2 separate regions of the Homo sapiens genome follow, and region 1 is linked to region 2. Evidence: chromatin loops called from intact Hi-C (ENCODE). Cell type or tissue: pancreas. All regions are shown on one strand. Links, peaks and the distances in the headings refer to the core of each region. The heading gives the core; the rest is flanking DNA. Region 1 overlaps FAM234A (family with sequence similarity 234 member A). Region 2 overlaps AXIN1 (axin 1).

Region 1 (8,328 bases), core at 57-8,056, 100 kb before region 2:
CTCTTGGGCTCAAGCTAACCTCCCACCTCAGCCTCCCAGGTAGCTGGGACTACAAGCACATGCCACTACACCTAATTTTATTTTACTTTTTGTAGAGATGGGGTCTCCCCATGTTGCCCAGACTGGTCTCGAACACCTGGCCTCAAGTCATCCTCCTGCCTCAGCCTCCCAAAGCACTAGGATTATAGGCGTGAACCACCCTGCCCGGCCATGAAGTTAAATTTTTGGTTATTAGCTTGTTGAGTTCTGTTTTCTGTTTTTTTAAATAGCCACATGGCCTGACTCTCTGTGGTCAATGGTATGGATGCTAAAGTAGAGCAAGGACAGTGCCCTGCTCAAGTCTCTCTGACCTGGGTCCATGGGGATTTTCTCTGCCAGTCAGGTTCCTGAAGCTCTGGCTACGGCTCCTGGTATTTTTAATGACCGCAGTAGAGAAAAACATTGGTATCTTCTTGCTGTTGATGAGCAAATCTTTGGACCTGTCTCATGGTGTCTTTATTTGCAAACTGGTTGAATCATGAACTGCCTGGCTTTGGCTGCCTTGCCGTTGTGGCTTTTAATAACTACCCCTATTTCTGGTGGCTCAGTCAAGTTTCCAAAAAGGAAGTCTTACCTGGAGATCCTGTGAAGGAATTCCTGACCAGCTTTTTAATTTTCCAAAGACAGGCCTTATTCGTGTTAAACACACACCCCTTTTCTGTGGCCAGGCCGGTGTGAAAGCATGTGCAGAGGCTGTATAGCAGTAAGAGTTCCCACCCCTTGGGGCATTTTCATTGTCACCACATTGTCTGACTTTGGAGACGACCCCTTTTAAACTCTGGCATTTGCTCAGGTAAGTATTTGGGGAGTATTGTTATAAATGCTGTGCATATCCGTTTTTTCCCCACAGTGGAAAGGAAAATGATTTTTTTTTTTTTTGAGTCGGAGTCTTGCTCTGTCACCCAGGCTGGAGTGCAGTGGTGCCATCTCGGCTCACTGCAACCTCCGCCTCCCAGGTTCACACCATTCTCCTGCCTCAGCCTCCTGAGTAGCTGGGACTACAGGCACCCGCCACCACGCCCGGCTAATTTTTTCTATCTTTAGTAGAGATGGGGTTTCACCGTGTTAGCTAGGATGGTCTCGATCTCCTGACCTTGTGATCCACCCGCCTTGGCCTCCCAAAGTGCTGGGATTACAGGCGTGAGCCACCGCGCCCGGTCGGAAAATGATTTTAATGGATGGTTTTGAGGAAGCTGGTGATTATTTTGTAATGGAGAATTGTAACATGCCAGGGGTTTGGCTCTTCTTTCAGTATTTCTTCAGGCTACCACAAAACTCCACTATTGATATTCTTCCAAAAATAAACAAAACACTAAAAGGACTCCTGCCTTTGGAACAAAATAGCTTCATATTAAGGTAGCTTTGAGGCACAAACCAAGCTGCCTGTGGAGAAGCTGGTTCTTCCTCTAAAACTTACATGAACCTCTGACCCCACTCCCCCTTACTAACGGTTTTCTTTTCTCTTTTGATTTTCTATTTTATACTTTTTATTTTGGACTACTTATAGATTCACAAAATGTTGTAAAAATAGCACAGGGCTGGACCCTGAAGTCTGCTTCCCTGAATGGTAACCTCTTTTTTTTTTTTTTTTTTTTTTTGAGACGGAATTTTGCTTTTGTTGCCCAGGCTGGAGTGGAATGGCACGATCTTGGCCACTGCACCCTCTGCCTCCCAGGTTCAAGTGATTCTCCTGCCTCAGCCTCCCGAGTAGCTGGGATTACAGGCATGCACCACCACGCCCGGCTAATTTTTTTTTGTATTTTTAGTAGAGATGGGGTTTCTCCATGTTGGTCAGGCTGGTCTCAAACTCCCGACCTCAGGTGATCTGCCCGCCTCAGCCTCCCAACGTGCTGGGATTACAGGCATGAGCCATCGCGCTCGACCAATAACTACCATTTCAAATTCCCACGACTATTGTACTGCAGACCTGTTATCGTATATTCTCACCAACACATTTTAAAATGCTTAACTTTTAGGCTGGGCGTGGCCCACACTTTGGGAGGCTGAGGCAGGCAGATCACTTGGGCCCTGGAGTTTGAGACCAGCCTGGGCAACGTGGCGAAACTCTGTCTCTACAAAAAATACAAAAATTTGCCCGGCGCGGTGATGCACACCTGTGGTCCCAGCTACTTTATAGGCTGAGGTGGGAGAATCTCTCGAACCCAGCAGGAGGAGGTTGCAGTGAGCCTAGATCACCACTGCCCTCCAGCCTGGGCCACAGAGTGAGACCCTGTCTCAAGATCAGATAAAATGAAATGCTTAACTTTTGTTAATGTCATTGGTCCTGCTGTGTCTATGAGTGAGACTGAGTGTGTTTCCCCTGGGCACCGGCCACTGGCGTGTGCTCTTCAGTGAACTGCCCAGTTATGAATTCGTTTCCTGTTTCCCCACTGGGGTCCTTGCCTTTCTTTTGTGGGTTTGTGAAAACCCTAAGAATATTTATCCTGGTTTGTTTTGTGGAGCTAACAACAATCTTTTGGCTTCCCTGGGCCACGTTGGAAGAATTGTCTTGGGCCACACATAAAGTACACTAACACTAATGATAGCTGATGAGCTGAAAAAAAAAAATTGCAAAAAAATCTGTGAATGTTTTAAGAAAGTTTCTGAATTTATGTTAGGCCACACTTCAAGCCATCCTGGGCCGAGGGTTGGACAAGCTTGGGTTAGACATTTCATAATATATTTAGTTCATCAGTGTTTTTCTTAATGATTTCCACCTTTGGGGTCATGCGTTCAAGACTTTCCCTAACAATACATAAACATTCTCTTCTATTTTCTTTTAGTTTAATGTTTGTTAAAAATAATGTTTACATTTTTGGCCAGGCGCAGTGGCTCACGCCTGTAATCCCAGCACTTTGAGAGGCTTAGGTGGGCAGATCACGAGGTCAGCAGTTCTAGACCAGCCTGATCATCATGGTGAAACCGTCTCTACTAAAAATACAAAAATTAGCTGGGTGCGGTGGTGGGTGTGGTGGTGGGTGCCTATAGTCCCAGCCACTCAGGAGGCTGAGGCAGGAGAATCGCTTGAACCCAGGAGGCAGAGGTTGCAGTGAGCCAAGATCACGCCATTGTACTCCCGCCTAGGTGACAGAGCAAGATTCTGTCTCAAAAAAATAATAATAATAATAATAATGTTTACATTTTTAATTCATTTGGAGTTTATCTTGATTGGTGGATTTTTTTTTTTTTTTGTGACGAGGTCTCACTCTCACCCAGGCTGGAGCACAGTGGTGCAGTCTCGGCTCACCGCAACCTCTGCCTCCTGGGTTCAAGCAGTTCTCCTGCCTCAGCCTCCTGAGTAGGTGGTGGCTTTTTTTTTTTTTTTTTTTTTTGAGATAGTCTTGCTCTGTCGCCCAGGCTGGAGTGCAGTGGTGCGATCTTGGCTCACTGCAAGCTCTGCCTCCCGGGTTCACGCCATTCTCCTGCCTCAGCCTCCCGAGTAGCTGGGACTAAAGGTGCCCGCCACCACACCCGGCTAATTTTTTGTATTTTTAGTAGAGATGGGGTTTCACCGTGTTAGCCAGGATGGTCTCAATCTCCTGACCTTGTGATCCGCCCGCTTTGGCCTCCTAAAGTGCTGGTATTACAGGCGTGAGCCACCATGCCCAGCCAGCTGGTGTTTTTTTTTTTTCGATCGATTGGTGTTTTGTTTTGTTTTGTTTTGTTTTTGTTTTTTTCTTTTTTTGAGATGGGGGTCTTGCTCTGTTGCCCAGGCTGGAGTGCAGTGGCACGATCTTGGCTCACTGCAACCTCTGCCTCCCAGGCTCAAGTGATTCTCCTGCCTCAGCCTCCTGAGTAGTTGGGATTATAGGCGCATGCCACCATACTCATCTAATTTTTTTATTTTAGCAGAGGTGGGGTTTCACCATGTTGTTCAGGCTGGTCTCGAACTCCTGACTTCGTGATCTGCCTGCCTCGGCCTCCGAAAGTGCTGGGATTACAGGCGCAAACCACCACGCCCGGTCAGTTGGTGGTTTTTTAATTGATTGATTGTTGGTTTTGTTGTTTTATCGATGTTTTGTTCTGTTTTGTTTTGTTTTGAGACAGAGCTTTACTCTGTGTCACCAGGCTGGAGGGCAGTGGCGTGATCACCACTCATTGCAGCCTCCACTTCCTGGCTTCAAGTGACCCTCCCACCTCAGCTCCTGGGTAGCTAAGACCACAGGCGTGTGCCACCACACCGGGCTGATTTTTTTTTTCTTTCTTTTTAGAAACGGTCTCACCGTGTTGCCCAGGCTGGTCTTGAACTGAACTCAAGCTTTCCATGCGCCTCGGCCTGGCAAAGTGCTGGGATTATAGACATGAGACAACACTCCCAGCCTTATTAATGATTTTTTTTTTTTAAGAGAAGTCTTGCTGTTGTCCCTCAGGCTTGAGTGCGATGGCTCAATCTCGGCTGACTGCAACCTCTGCCTCCCAGGTTCAAACAATTCTCCTGCCCTTGACTCCCAAGTGACTGGGATTAAGGTGCCCGCCACCACGCCCGACTAATTTTTGTATTTTTTAGTAGAGATGGGGTTTCACCATGTTGGCCAGGCTGGTCTCGAACTCCTGACCTCAGGTACTCCGCCTGCCTTGGCCTCCCAAAGGGCTGGGATTATAGGCGTGAGCCACCGCGCCTGGCCTTATTAATGATTTTTAAATCAGTTTCTCACAAACTCTTTTGATCTTAGATCAGTCTGTGTTTTTCATAAATGCCTCAACGGCTGGCTCGGTTTTAGAAACCTGTGTTTGTCAGTTAAAATGATGATCCTCCCAAAAATGTTCAGTGCCATTTTCTACCCTGACCTGGGTTCGCCCAAGTGGTGGGAGAGTCCCCATGGAGGCACTGCGGGGCCTGACTGTCTGGGAACCCTCTCAGAGTGGAGCCCAGTGCTGGGTTCAGGTGGGTGCTCATCTGGTTAAGTCAATTGCCTGCATTGTTTTGCGTCCCGTAATGGGGCTTTGCCTTCTGAAGCCTCTGTTTCTGTCTTCCCTCACACGTATGTGATATGTCTTATTTCATTCTGCTCTGCAGGTGAGGACACTGGACCAATTGTAGATGCTCACAAGACACAGATGACCCAAATCCCCAACCGTGTTACTAATGAGCATTTAGAGAGTTTTTTCCCTTTGTCCTTCTAAATCTTGTTACAGAGATGGTCCGTGCATGGGGGAAATGTTTGTCCTTTCGGCCAGGCTCTCCAATTCAAAAGGCAGGAATTGAGAAAATGACAGTACTTTCTCTGTCCCTGCCACAGAATGTCCAGTTTGGTCTGATTTAACATGACAAATCATGCTGTAGAGATAAGTAAGTAGTTTGAATTTTATTTTTCCTTTAATTTTTAGAAGCCACCTTATAACTCGACCATTCTAGTCACATTTTTTTCATATAGATTGTATACTTTATATACTCCATGCTTATCCACATAGAGAATACTTCTGGAAGGACCCATATGAAACTGGTACCATGCTTCCCCTCTTGAGCCTGGGAGCCACAAGATGAAAGGAGATTTACCCTTTTATAGTTTTTAAGTTTTGTGGGTTTTTTTGAAACAGGGTCTTGTTCTGTTGCCCAGGATGGAGTGCAGTGTCCTGGCCATCGCTCACTGCAGCCTTGACCTCCCGGGCTCAAGCAATCCTCCTGCCTCAGCCTCCTGAGTAGTTGGGACTATAGGTGCCCACCACCACACCTGGCTGATTTTTGTATTTTTGGGTAGAGAAGAAGTGTCCCCTGTTGCCCAGGCTGGTCTCAAACTCCTAGGCTCAAGCGACCCACCTGCCTCAGTCCCCCAAAGTGCTGGGATTACAGGTGTGAGGCAGTGCACCTGGCCCTTTTAAATGTTGTATATATTTATTACTGATTTTTTAAAATTATAAATCCAAACTACATTAATAGTAATTGTCTTGCAGGGTCCTTTGGTCATAGCTTACATATTAGAAGAAGGATTAAGAAAGGGAGTGATATAATTTACTAGCTTGAGGTCTGCATTTGGATTGACTTTACTAAGCTTGCTGTGAACTCCAAGGAACAGAAAACCCAGAATACAGGCCGGGCGGCATCTTCAGAGGAAGAGGCCCTTTCCCCTTTGCCTTGCTTGCTTCCAGGCTGGCTGTGGGGGGATGCAGTCTCCCCTTGAGGGTCAGGAGATGTCTGGCCATCATCTGGTAGTTAGAGTGGGATGAACCGAACAAGGGCAGACTTCTCGGTCTGTTCTTCTCTGCTTGGCTCCACCCTGGAATCAGCTGGAGAGTGCCAGCAGCTGCTCCTGACTGGGACCCCACACCCAAAGTGGCCAACTTAGTCCTTCTGGGGGTGGCATCAGGATTGCGAAAGCACCCAAGTTATTTTCATGTGGAGCCACCACTGAGAGTCATGTCTTTGGGAGGATCTAAGTTCCTGACCTGCCACCTTCGCAGGCTGCCTGAGCTGCACTTGACAAGTGGCTTTATGATCCCTAGGTCCACCTGGGCTTGCGAAGGCACAGATTCCCCGTCCACAGCTCACGACCAGATGCACCAGCAGGAGTCCACATCGAGGACGTCCTCCGGGCACTCCCACGACCAGGTAGGTGAGGACTGGTGGGCCCGTGGCTGGATGGGTGGTGTTTTCAGATTCCTGGTGGTGGCGGTTGATGCCCCTCCTTGAGTAGTGCTTTCCTGCACGCTTTCTTTGATGCTCTAGCTCCCACCAGATGAGGACAGCTGAGGCTCAGAGCTCGAATTTCTTGGCTGCAATTTTAAAGCTCTTAAGTTTAAAGCCGTAAAGATAGAAATCCAGAATTATAACATTCTGGTTCTTACTCCGTTTTTTTCTTTCCTTTGCCAAAGGAATCTATGTTTTATTTATTTATTATTTAAAAAAAATTTTTCTTTTTAGACGGAGTCTCGCTCTGTCGCCCAGGCTGGAGTGCAGTGGCGCGATCTCGGCTCACTGCAAGCTCCACCTCCCGGGTTCACGCCGTTCTCCTGCCGCAGCCTCCTATAGGCGCATGCCGCCACACCCAGCTAATTTTTTGTATTCTTAGTAGAGACGGGGTTTCACCGTGTTAGCCAGGATGCTCTAGATCTCCTGACCTCGTGATCCTCCCACCTCGGCCTCTCAAAGTGCTGGGACTACAGGCGTGAGCCACCGCGCCCGGCCAGGAATCTATGTTTTAAACATTTCACACATCCCTTCCTTGGGGACATGGTGGCTAGATTTGCTGAATTAATGGCCGTCTCCTCTTCTTCCAGCCCTGGCCCCAGCCCCTCAGGCCCTGGCAATGAGGCACTCCTACGTTCTGTTGCTGGCTTTTTCCCTAGTTACCTTTTCCAGACAACCCACGTCCTGCCTTCCCCACCCCCATGCCAGCTGCTTGGGTTTAATGAGGTCCTTGGTCGCGACTCATTGTTTGATTTTCCGTGTTCTAACTCACTGCCTTTGATAAGCACACCTTTTCTGACTTCCAAGATGTTAAAACTTAAGCCTCAGCACCTAGGAGAATGCACACATTTTTTCTTATTGTGGTAAAATGTACATAACGTAAAATTTGCCATTAGTAACATTTGGTATGATCACAGCATTTTGTAACCATCACCACTATTTTCATCATCCCACAAAGAAACCCTCAGCCCATAGCAGTCATTCCCGACTCTCCCTGTTCCGCACCTGGCCCCCACGAGTCTACTCCCTGCCTCTGTGGATTTGCCTGTTCTGGGCGTTTCACACTACAGGGGACCTTCGTGTCCTAGTCATTGCATTTAGCATAATTTTATAATGTGTCAGAATTTTAGTTTTTACCATGGCTGAAAAACACACCACTGCATTATGGTGTAATTATGCACTGTATTATGGATAGGCCACATTTTGTTTATCCATTCATATGTTTTGTTTTGTTTTGTTTTTGAGAAGGAGTCTCCCTCTATTGCCCAGGCTGGAGTGCAATGGTGCAATCTTGGCTCACTGCAACTTCCACCTCCCGGGTTCAAGCGATTCTCCTGCCTCAGCCTCCCGAGTAGCTGGGATTACAAGCGCCTGCCACCATGCCCATCTAGTTTTTTTGTATTTTTAGTAGAGATGGCTTTCACCATATTGGCCAGGCTGGTCTCGAACGCCTGACCTCGTAATCCTCCCGCCTTGGCCTCTCAAAGTGTTGGGATCACAGGCGTGAGCCACTGCGCCCAGCCGATACGTTCATATGTTGTTGGACATCTGGGTTGTTTCTACATTTTGGCTGTTGTTAATAATGAACCAATATGAACATTTATTTACAAGTTTTTGTTTGAGCCTCTGCAGTAGGGTTTTTTTTTGTTTTGTTTTTTTTGAGA
Region 2 (8,328 bases), core at 146-8,145:
CCCATCTTAAAAATAACCAGCCGGGGCCGGGCGCAGTGGCTCACACCTGGAATCCCAGCACTTTGGGAGGCTGAGGCGGGCAGATCTCTTGAGGAAAGGAGTTCGAGACCAGACTGGCCAACGTGGTAAAACCCCATCTCTACTAAAAATACAGAAAATTAGCTGGGCATGGTAGCTCACACTTGTAATCCCAGCTACTCGGGAGGCTGAGGCAGGAGACTCACTTGAACCCAGGAGGCAGAGGTTGCAGTGAGCTGAGATTGCACTACTGCACTCCAGCCTGGGCGACAGAGCGAGACTCCATCTCAAACAAAAAAACAAGCAAAAAAAATAACCAGCCAGGTGCAGTGGCTCCCACCCGTAATCCCAGCACTTTGGGAGGCTGAGATCACTGGAGTCCAGGAGCTCGAGACCATCCTGGCCAACGTGGCGAAACGCTGTCTCTACCACAAATACAAAAATTAGCCAGGCATGGTAGCACACACCTGTAATCCCAGCTACTCGGGAGGCAGGAGAATCACTTAAACCCAGGAGGCAGAAGTTGCAGTGAGCCGAGATAGCGAGATAGTGCTACTGCACTCCAGCCTGTGTGACAGAGCGAGACTCCATTTCAAAAAAAAAAAAAAGAAAGAAAGAAAGAAACTCTCAGTTTATACCAGGCTTACTCAACAGGATAACTTTGCGGCATATTGTGTCCTAAAATGCTTGCTAAATAAATACCACTTGGCTAAAGACAATGAACAAAAGGGAAAAAAGGCCGGGCGTGGTGGCCCACGTCTGTAATCCCCGCACTTTGGGAGACTGAGGCAGGCGATCACGAGGTCAGGAGATCGAGACCATCCTGGCTAACATGGTGAAACCCAGTCTCTACTAAAAATACAAAAAATTGGCCGGCATGGTGGCGGGCGCCTGTAGTCCCAGCTACTTGGGAGGCTGGGGCAGGAGAACGGCGTGAACCTGGGAGGCGGAGCTTGCAGTGAGCCGAGATGGCGCCACCGCACTCCAGCCTGGGCGATAGAGCAAGACTCCATCTCAAAAAAAAAAAAAAAATTAACCAATTAACCTACACAATCCTTTTTTGTTTTTTTTTTGTTTTTTTTCTGAGACAGAGTTTCACTCTTGTCCTCTTGTCGCCCAGGCTGGAGTGCAATGGCACAACCAAGGCTCACTGCAACCTCTGCCTCCCAGGTTCAAGCGATTCTCCTGCTTCAGCCTCCCGAGGAGCTGGGATTACAGGCATGCGCCAACTCGCCTATCTAATTTTTGTATTTTTAGTAGAAATGAGGATTCACCACGTTGGCCAGGATGGTCTCGAACTCCCGACCTCAGGTGATTCGCCCGCCTCGGCCTCCCAAAGTGCTGGGATTACAGGTGTGAGTCACTGCGCCCAGTCGACAGTCCATCTTAAATCGTATCACTTAGACTACAAGTTTAACCTTAGACATGTTTAATCCTGTGTTGATGAGCGAGTAGCCAATTTCTGTGTCACAGTAAGCTTGAAGAACTAATGCGAGTTTTTAATAACTCCTCAGGAGAGTCCCAGCACATGGGGCTGTGCTTTCGGAGTCTTGATTAGGTCAGCAGGGGTCACATGAATTCCAGGCTTTCAAAGTTACACAGGCCGGAGCCTCCGGTCACCAGCTCTAGGGAAAGAGTGGGAAATGCATGCGCTCTGCTCACAAGCACAGTAGATGCCAGCCCGAAAGCCAAATAAACCTCCAGGAACCACGCAGGGATCACAGGGAAGGAAGAACGAAGAAACAGGTTCCAAGGCTGAGCACCACTCTGCTCCCTCCCAGGCAACACACGCACCCCACAGGCCCTGCCAGGATCGCCTCAGGGTCCAGGCTGCTGTGGACTACACAACAGCACCAACAGATTTTGTTGGCAGGAAAAAAGGCCCAATCCTGGAATGCCCACTATAGCCACAGGAAGTTTTCAAAGTACTCTGACCATTCCCCACACGTAAAACGTCCCCCCTGCTATTTCTCAGCCTGTAGGAAGAAGCTTAGAAGATCATTATAAAAGCAATAATCTGGCCGGATGCGGCGGCTCACGCCTGTAATCCCAACACTTTGGGAGGCCGAGGCAGGCAGATCACCTGAGGTCGGGAGTTCGAGACCAGCCTGGCCAACATGGAGAAACCCCACCTCTACTAATAATGCAAAATTAGCCGGGCGTGGTGGCACATGCCTGTAATCCCAGCTACTCAGGAGGCTGAGGCAGGAGAATCGCTCAAACCCGGGAGGCGAAGGTTGCAGTGAGCTGAGATTGTACCATTGCACTCCAGCCTGAGCAACAAAAGTGAAACTCCGTCTCAAAAAAAAAAAAAAGCAAGAATCCAATTCTCCAATTCTTATCGATGCCCTGAAACGTCCACTCCTCCCTTTATTAAGCGGAAAGGACCATGTCTACTGGGTAGATCCAGCTCCTATTTAAGAGGTGACAGACTTTACTGCTGAAGGGTAAAGTTTACATGTCATTGTGACTTCTAAGAATTCCGATGTTCCTAATGACTCATAAAGTCATATATTTTAGTCTGTTCTCAGTAAAAGTGTTCTCAACATTACAAATATAAAAAAGTAATGACAAATGCAAAAGTATCACAAATAAGAACAGAACCAAAATTCAACCCCAGCGGCAGCAGGACATCCGGTGTGGGTTAACGCCCGCCTCATCAGCACCTTTCCCTGGCTTGTTCTCCAGCTCTCGGAGGTGAGTACAGAAAGTGGACGCCTGGCGTCGGACTCACCTGAACTCTCTGCCTTCGCTGTACCGTCTACTGGAGGAGACCCTCGGGGCAGCTGTCTCCAGGAGCAGCTTCTGAGGGAGTCTTCCGGGGGGAGCAGCGTCTCTGCCATCGTCCTCATCCATGTCCTGGTCACACTTCCATTCCTCATCTTCATTTAAGGTCGGCAGGTATCCAGATATGCCCTTCCCTGTCCCTGACCCAGAGCTCTGGTCACTACAGACTTTGGGGCTCTCCGAGCCTGTCCTCGTATATTCCAAATAAATATCAGACTTAAGGAAGGAGGGATAGGTGTTTTCCTCCATAGTGGCCTGGATTTCGGTCTGGGCCTGGTCAAACATGGCAGGATCGATCAGCTGCTTCATGATGCAGCCCTTTATGAAGCTCTTGGTGGCTGGCTTGGTCTGCCGGGACACGATGCCATTGTTATCAAGAATGTACTTTCGGTAGATGGCTCTCGCCAGCTTCAGCCTCTTCTCCTCGTTCGAGTCACAGGGCTCCAGCTTCCTGAAGCCAGTGCAGGCAAACCAGAAGTCCAGCAAGTCGGCACAGCCCTCCTGCTTCAGGAAAGTCCTGAACAGGCTTATCCCATCTTGGTCATCCAGCAGGGAATGCAGTGACTCAGCCCACTTCAAGTATGGTGGGGTGGGGGAGGCACTGCCCTCAGGCTCATACCCCAGGTCCAGATCCGAGCGCCTCGGAGTGGCCGTCGAAGTCTCACCTTTAATGCCAACACCTTTCCCGGAGCAGAAACTGTAGCTGGCGGGCCTCGGGTCTGTGGACACCAGTTCTCCCTCCTCACCAGGCACTGGGGGTCGGGGAGCATCTTCGGTGAAACTTGCTCCGAGGTCCAAGGGGAAACCCTGCTCTTGGATATTCATTTTGGGACTCTGCGTCAAGGAACAATGAGCGCTGCACCCTAATACATCAGTACTTACAGCTCCAAAGTGAATCAATCTGTCCTGTTGAAACCATTAAGAGGACAAGGATTAGGAAAGGTGGGTCCATGAAACACGACCAGAGGTTTTCTCAAGACAAGACTCACGATGACGCCCTCCCGCTCAAACTCAAAGCAAGAAACTCAGTTTAAATGTTCAATCAAGATATATTTTGGCCACAAGCATAGTTCTACTTTAAAGCAATTTCTGGAAACTTTTACAACTACAGGAATGCCTCTCATGCTAAGAAGGGATGCCCAGGACATGGGAATGCCACTCCCCACAAGTCTCACTGCACAAACATCACGGAGGCTGGCAGCTTGAGCACCTCCCACCTCAGCTGCAGAGCTGAGGGACAGGGAAGGCAGGAAGACCGGAGGAAGGAAAGCTGCCTCTAGTCCTGACTATGTGTACAAACCTGAGTGAGGGCTGGACCCTCACAAGTAAGATGGAGACAATCGCTCCACCAGCCCCAGCAACACTCAGAGAGAAAGGAAGGTGCGCTACAGCCCCGAAGGTGGTGGGCGTCTTCTGAACCCCACGTCCTCCAGGCCCACGGCCACTGTTTTCTACCTGCTGCATCACGTCACGCGTGGTACACCTTCCGACACATGAGAACACACTGCAGGGTGTTCCTCCGACTCTCAACACACGCCTCAAAGAGAGATAATCATGGGTCACCTTCAGCCCCATCGACCGAGGGATCAAGGACACCACCCAGGCCCACAGAGGCGCTCGGACACCGTCACTGGAGACAATCTTAAAATGCTCTGTCAGAATGCTGCACTTGACTCTGAAAAGCCTCTCTGATGAGGATTCAGATAGCAAATAGTAAATGGGTACTTCAAGGAACAGAGAAGGTACAGAATAAAAGGAAATGCAAATACAATTTTTAGCTAAGGAAGCTATAGTTCATGTGACTTCACTCCTTAAGCTGAAAACCAAACCACCCACCCTCTTAGACATCAGGGAACTATAGAATTTGCTGCTACTACTGCTGCTGCTGCTACAAGCCTGCAAGGGGTGTGCAAAAGAGAGTAGATAAGGGCTCCAACAGAACCCCTGCCATGGTCTATGGTCCTTCCTGCCACGTCCTACAGGAGCCCAGGAGCTCTGGCTATGCCTGTCAACCCGGCCATGCAGGTGACTGAAACAACAGCCTGCCATGATGTAAGTGGTCCTGGCTAAAAGGGGCTGGAGAGAGGGCTTTAGAGAAGCATGTTGGGTTCAAAAGCCTAGAGTGCTGAACAAGTCACAGCAAACAAATAAAACCCTAAAACCCAGGACCAACTGAAGGGGGATCTATCCCCCAGCCACCACTCCACACTGCTGTCCCTTGTCTATGTGGAATCTGTCCCCCACACCAACTTCCTCACATTGCACACACTTTACCAGCCAACAGCTGCTCACGGCTGGAAGCACGAAGGATCCACAGAGCCAGGCGTGGTGTCACGCACCTGTAGTCCCAGCTACTCAGGAGGCTGAGGCTGGAGGATCCCTTGAGCCCAAGAGTTCAAGACTAACCTGGGCAACATAGTGAGACCCAATCTCTACCAAAAAACAGTTCTTAATTAGCCGGGTATGGTAGCGTATGCCTGTAGTCTCAGCTACTTGGAAGACTGAGGCAAGAGGATCACTTGACCCAGGAGTTCAAGGCTGCAGTGAGCTATAATCGCACCCCACTGCACTCCAGCCTGGGCAACAGAGCAAGATCCTGTCTCTAAAAAAAAAATAGGCCGGGCACAGTGGCTCACACCTGTAATCCCAGCACTTTGGGAAGCCAAGGCGGGCGGATCACGAGGTCAAGAGATCGAGACCATCCTGGCTAACACGGTGAAACCCCATCTCTACTAAAAATACAAAAAATTAGCCAGGCATGGTGGTGGGCACCTGCAGTCCCAGCTACTCGGGAGACTGACGTGGGAGAATGGCATGAACCCGGGAGGCAGAGCTTGCAGTGAGCCGACACCGCGCCGGCCACTGCACTCCAGCTTGGGCGACAGAGTGAGACTCTGTCTCAAAAAAATAAAATAAAATAAAATAAAATAAAATTAGTAAATAAATAAGAAGCACCCATAGATGGAGGATGGTTTGCAACTATGTGCCCCCAATGACATTTCAGCAGCTAAGGACTTTTTGTGAACGCTGCTGGGTAGTATGTCATCTTGGCCTCAGCAGGAACACACAGCTTCTAAAGGTCAAGGCCCAGTGAGCTGTGACATCCTGCTGCTCACAGACCACTTCAGCGGCAGTCACTCCGTGAGCCACATCAGCATGGAGGGAGCACCCTGGGCGTGGGCACCTCCACACTAGCTCACGGTCATCTGTCTGGGACGCCATCACAGGAAAGAAGGCCTGCACCCTGACCACCTGAGCCTTACCACTATAGATGTACTACCATTCACTAGCTTGAAGAACCAAGTCACCGGAGAGTGGAAAGTGATTAATCAGACAGTGCTCAGAAGGGAGGCTAACCACAAGTCACCATCATGCTCTCATAAGGGACTTAAGTCTTCTGTGTTAATTATTGGTAGTAGCGGGACCCACAGCACCCAGCACAAGGTCCTGCAACTAACGGGCACCAGTAAGTCATTCACTGATGTAAAAAAGAAAAGACATTTGTCACAGACGCCAAACACTGGCTCTCTACAGGGGCTGAACTACTGTACCACAGAAAACAGCAGCAAATTCTTCCAAAACTAATGGGTTTTGTTGTTTTGTTTTTTGTTATTTTGAGACAGGGTCTCGCTCTGTCGCCTAGGCTGGACTGCAGTGGGGCGATCTCAGCTCACTGCAGCCTCAGCTTCCCAGGCTCAAGCAATTCTCCAGCCTCAGCCTCTCAAGTGGCGGGGACTACAGGCACGAGTCATCAACGCCCGGCTAATTACTGTATTTTGGGTTTCACCACGTTGGCCAGGCTGGTCTCAAACTCCTGAGCTCAAAGCAATCCACCCGCCTCGGCCTCCCAAAGTGTTGGGATTACAGGCCACTTTGCCTGGCCCCAAAACTAATGTTTTAATTCATGTGTGAACCAAATTTTCAGAGCCCAGAAGAAAATTTTCTTACAATCATGTGTATTTTTGGCTGTCAACTGACAGAAGACTTTTTGGTGTCCCTGGAAGCACATGAACCCCTCTACAAGCTACTGATGTTGTTGAAACATGTCCCAATTCCTGAAATCTCTGGGTTCCCACAGGGAAGCACACCAAGCATTTAGTGTACACACAAGTACACACCACACATAAAGCAGTCACGTTTACTCAGTTCAGTATCAAATGCCTGCAAGCACTGAATCTGGCCCACAGCCTGTAGCTACCATCAATAAAGTGAGTCCATAAAACGGGCGGGATGCCTACAAGTATGATACTGTATTTAAAATTCCCTTTCGTCACCGCTTAGGCATATGCTCCAGGCATCATGGCAGCAAACTCAATGCTACCTACGTGTGTAGGTATTTATTTTACCCAAACGTAACTTTTGACATTTTGATTTACATGGAGGAGGCAAGTAACACAACACGACTCTGACATCTTCCCAGCTGTCCATTGATTTAACTCTTGAAGGTTCAGGGCTACTATTTCACATGTAATTTATTCCCCCATCACTGAAATTCTCAATGACCAATGTAATCCGAAAAAGTCTGCTTAGCTTTTCTGAAACTAGAAACCCAAGACAAGTCAACACCAGCTGAAAATCAAACAAAAACAGTCTGTTTTTCATGCTTTCCCATCCTTGTCCCTGAATGGAGATCTTAAAACTGAAACCAAAGCCAGGTGAGGTGGCTCACGCCTGTAATCCCAGCACTTTGGGAGGCCGAGGTGGGCGGATCACCTGAGGTCGGGAGTTCAAGACCATCCTGACCCACATACAGAAACCCCATCTCTACTAAAAATACAAAATTAGTCAGGCTTGGTGGCGCATGCCTATAATCCCAGCTACTTGGGAAGGCTGAGGCAGGAGAATCGCTTGAACCTGGGAGGCGGAGGATGCGGTGAGCGGAGATCACGCCATTGGACTCCAGCCTGGGCAACAAGAGCAAAACTCTGTCTCAAAAAAAAAAAAAAACTGAAACCGAGCTATTGCTGAGTATCTCGGGTAGCCGGTTTAGACTGTGTTTTCTCCAAAATAGGGCCTGTGGATCCAAGTAAGCTCGAGATTCTTCCTGAAGAAGCAGAGAACAGAAGTGTGAGCAAAAACAAGGGGCTGACATGCACATAAGAACCCTTTATAAATTATCTTAGAAGGGGCCAGGCGCGGTGGCTCACGCCTGTAATCCCAACACTTTGGTAGGCCAAAGTGGGCAGATCACCTGAGGTCAGGAGTTCCAGGCCAGCCTGGTCAACATGGTGAAACCCTGTCTCTACTAAAAATACAAAAATTAGCCGGATGTGGTGGCGCATGCCTGTTATCCCAGCTACTCAGGCGGCTGAGGCAGGAAAACTGCTTGAACCCGGGAGGCGGAGGTTGCAGTGAGCCAAGATAGCGCCACTGCACTCCAGCCTGGGCTACAGTGCGAGACTCCGTCTCAAAAAAAAAAAATTATCTTAGAGGACGGTGGTCACCCCTGTAGTCCCAACACCTTGGAAGGCTGAGGCAGGTGGATCGCTTGAGGCCAAGAATTCAACACCTGCTGGGCAATAT

The links. Peaks named below come from ENCODE experiments on the same cell type or tissue, not always from the same donor. Only the 100,000 strongest peaks of a DNase experiment are listed, where the experiment ranks them.
Region 1: a loop joins it to region 2, with 4 times the contacts of the local background. A loop is called at or near these places in 54 of 110 quality-filtered maps.

Annotation. Positions count from the first base shown.
Region 1 is chr16:243,069-251,396 of GRCh38, forward strand. FAM234A (family with sequence similarity 234 member A) reads left to right here. Exons shown (of 13, transcript NM_032039.4): 2 at 6,481-6,586. Among named protein-coding and RNA genes, the nearest start is that of FAM234A, 12 kb to the left of the region's middle. In pancreas, for the core only: no CTCF peak of the experiment used is centred there; no DNase peak of the experiment used is centred there; H3K27ac peaks cover 1,371 bases.
Region 2 is chr16:343,396-351,723 of GRCh38, forward strand. It overlaps AXIN1 (axin 1), which reads right to left. Exons shown (of 11, transcript NM_003502.4): 2 at 2,753-3,711. The coding sequence starts at 3,630. Among named protein-coding and RNA genes, the nearest start is that of AXIN1, 5.2 kb to the right of the region's middle. RefSeq lists an enhancer at 5,834-6,113. In pancreas, for the core only: no CTCF peak of the experiment used is centred there; no DNase peak of the experiment used is centred there.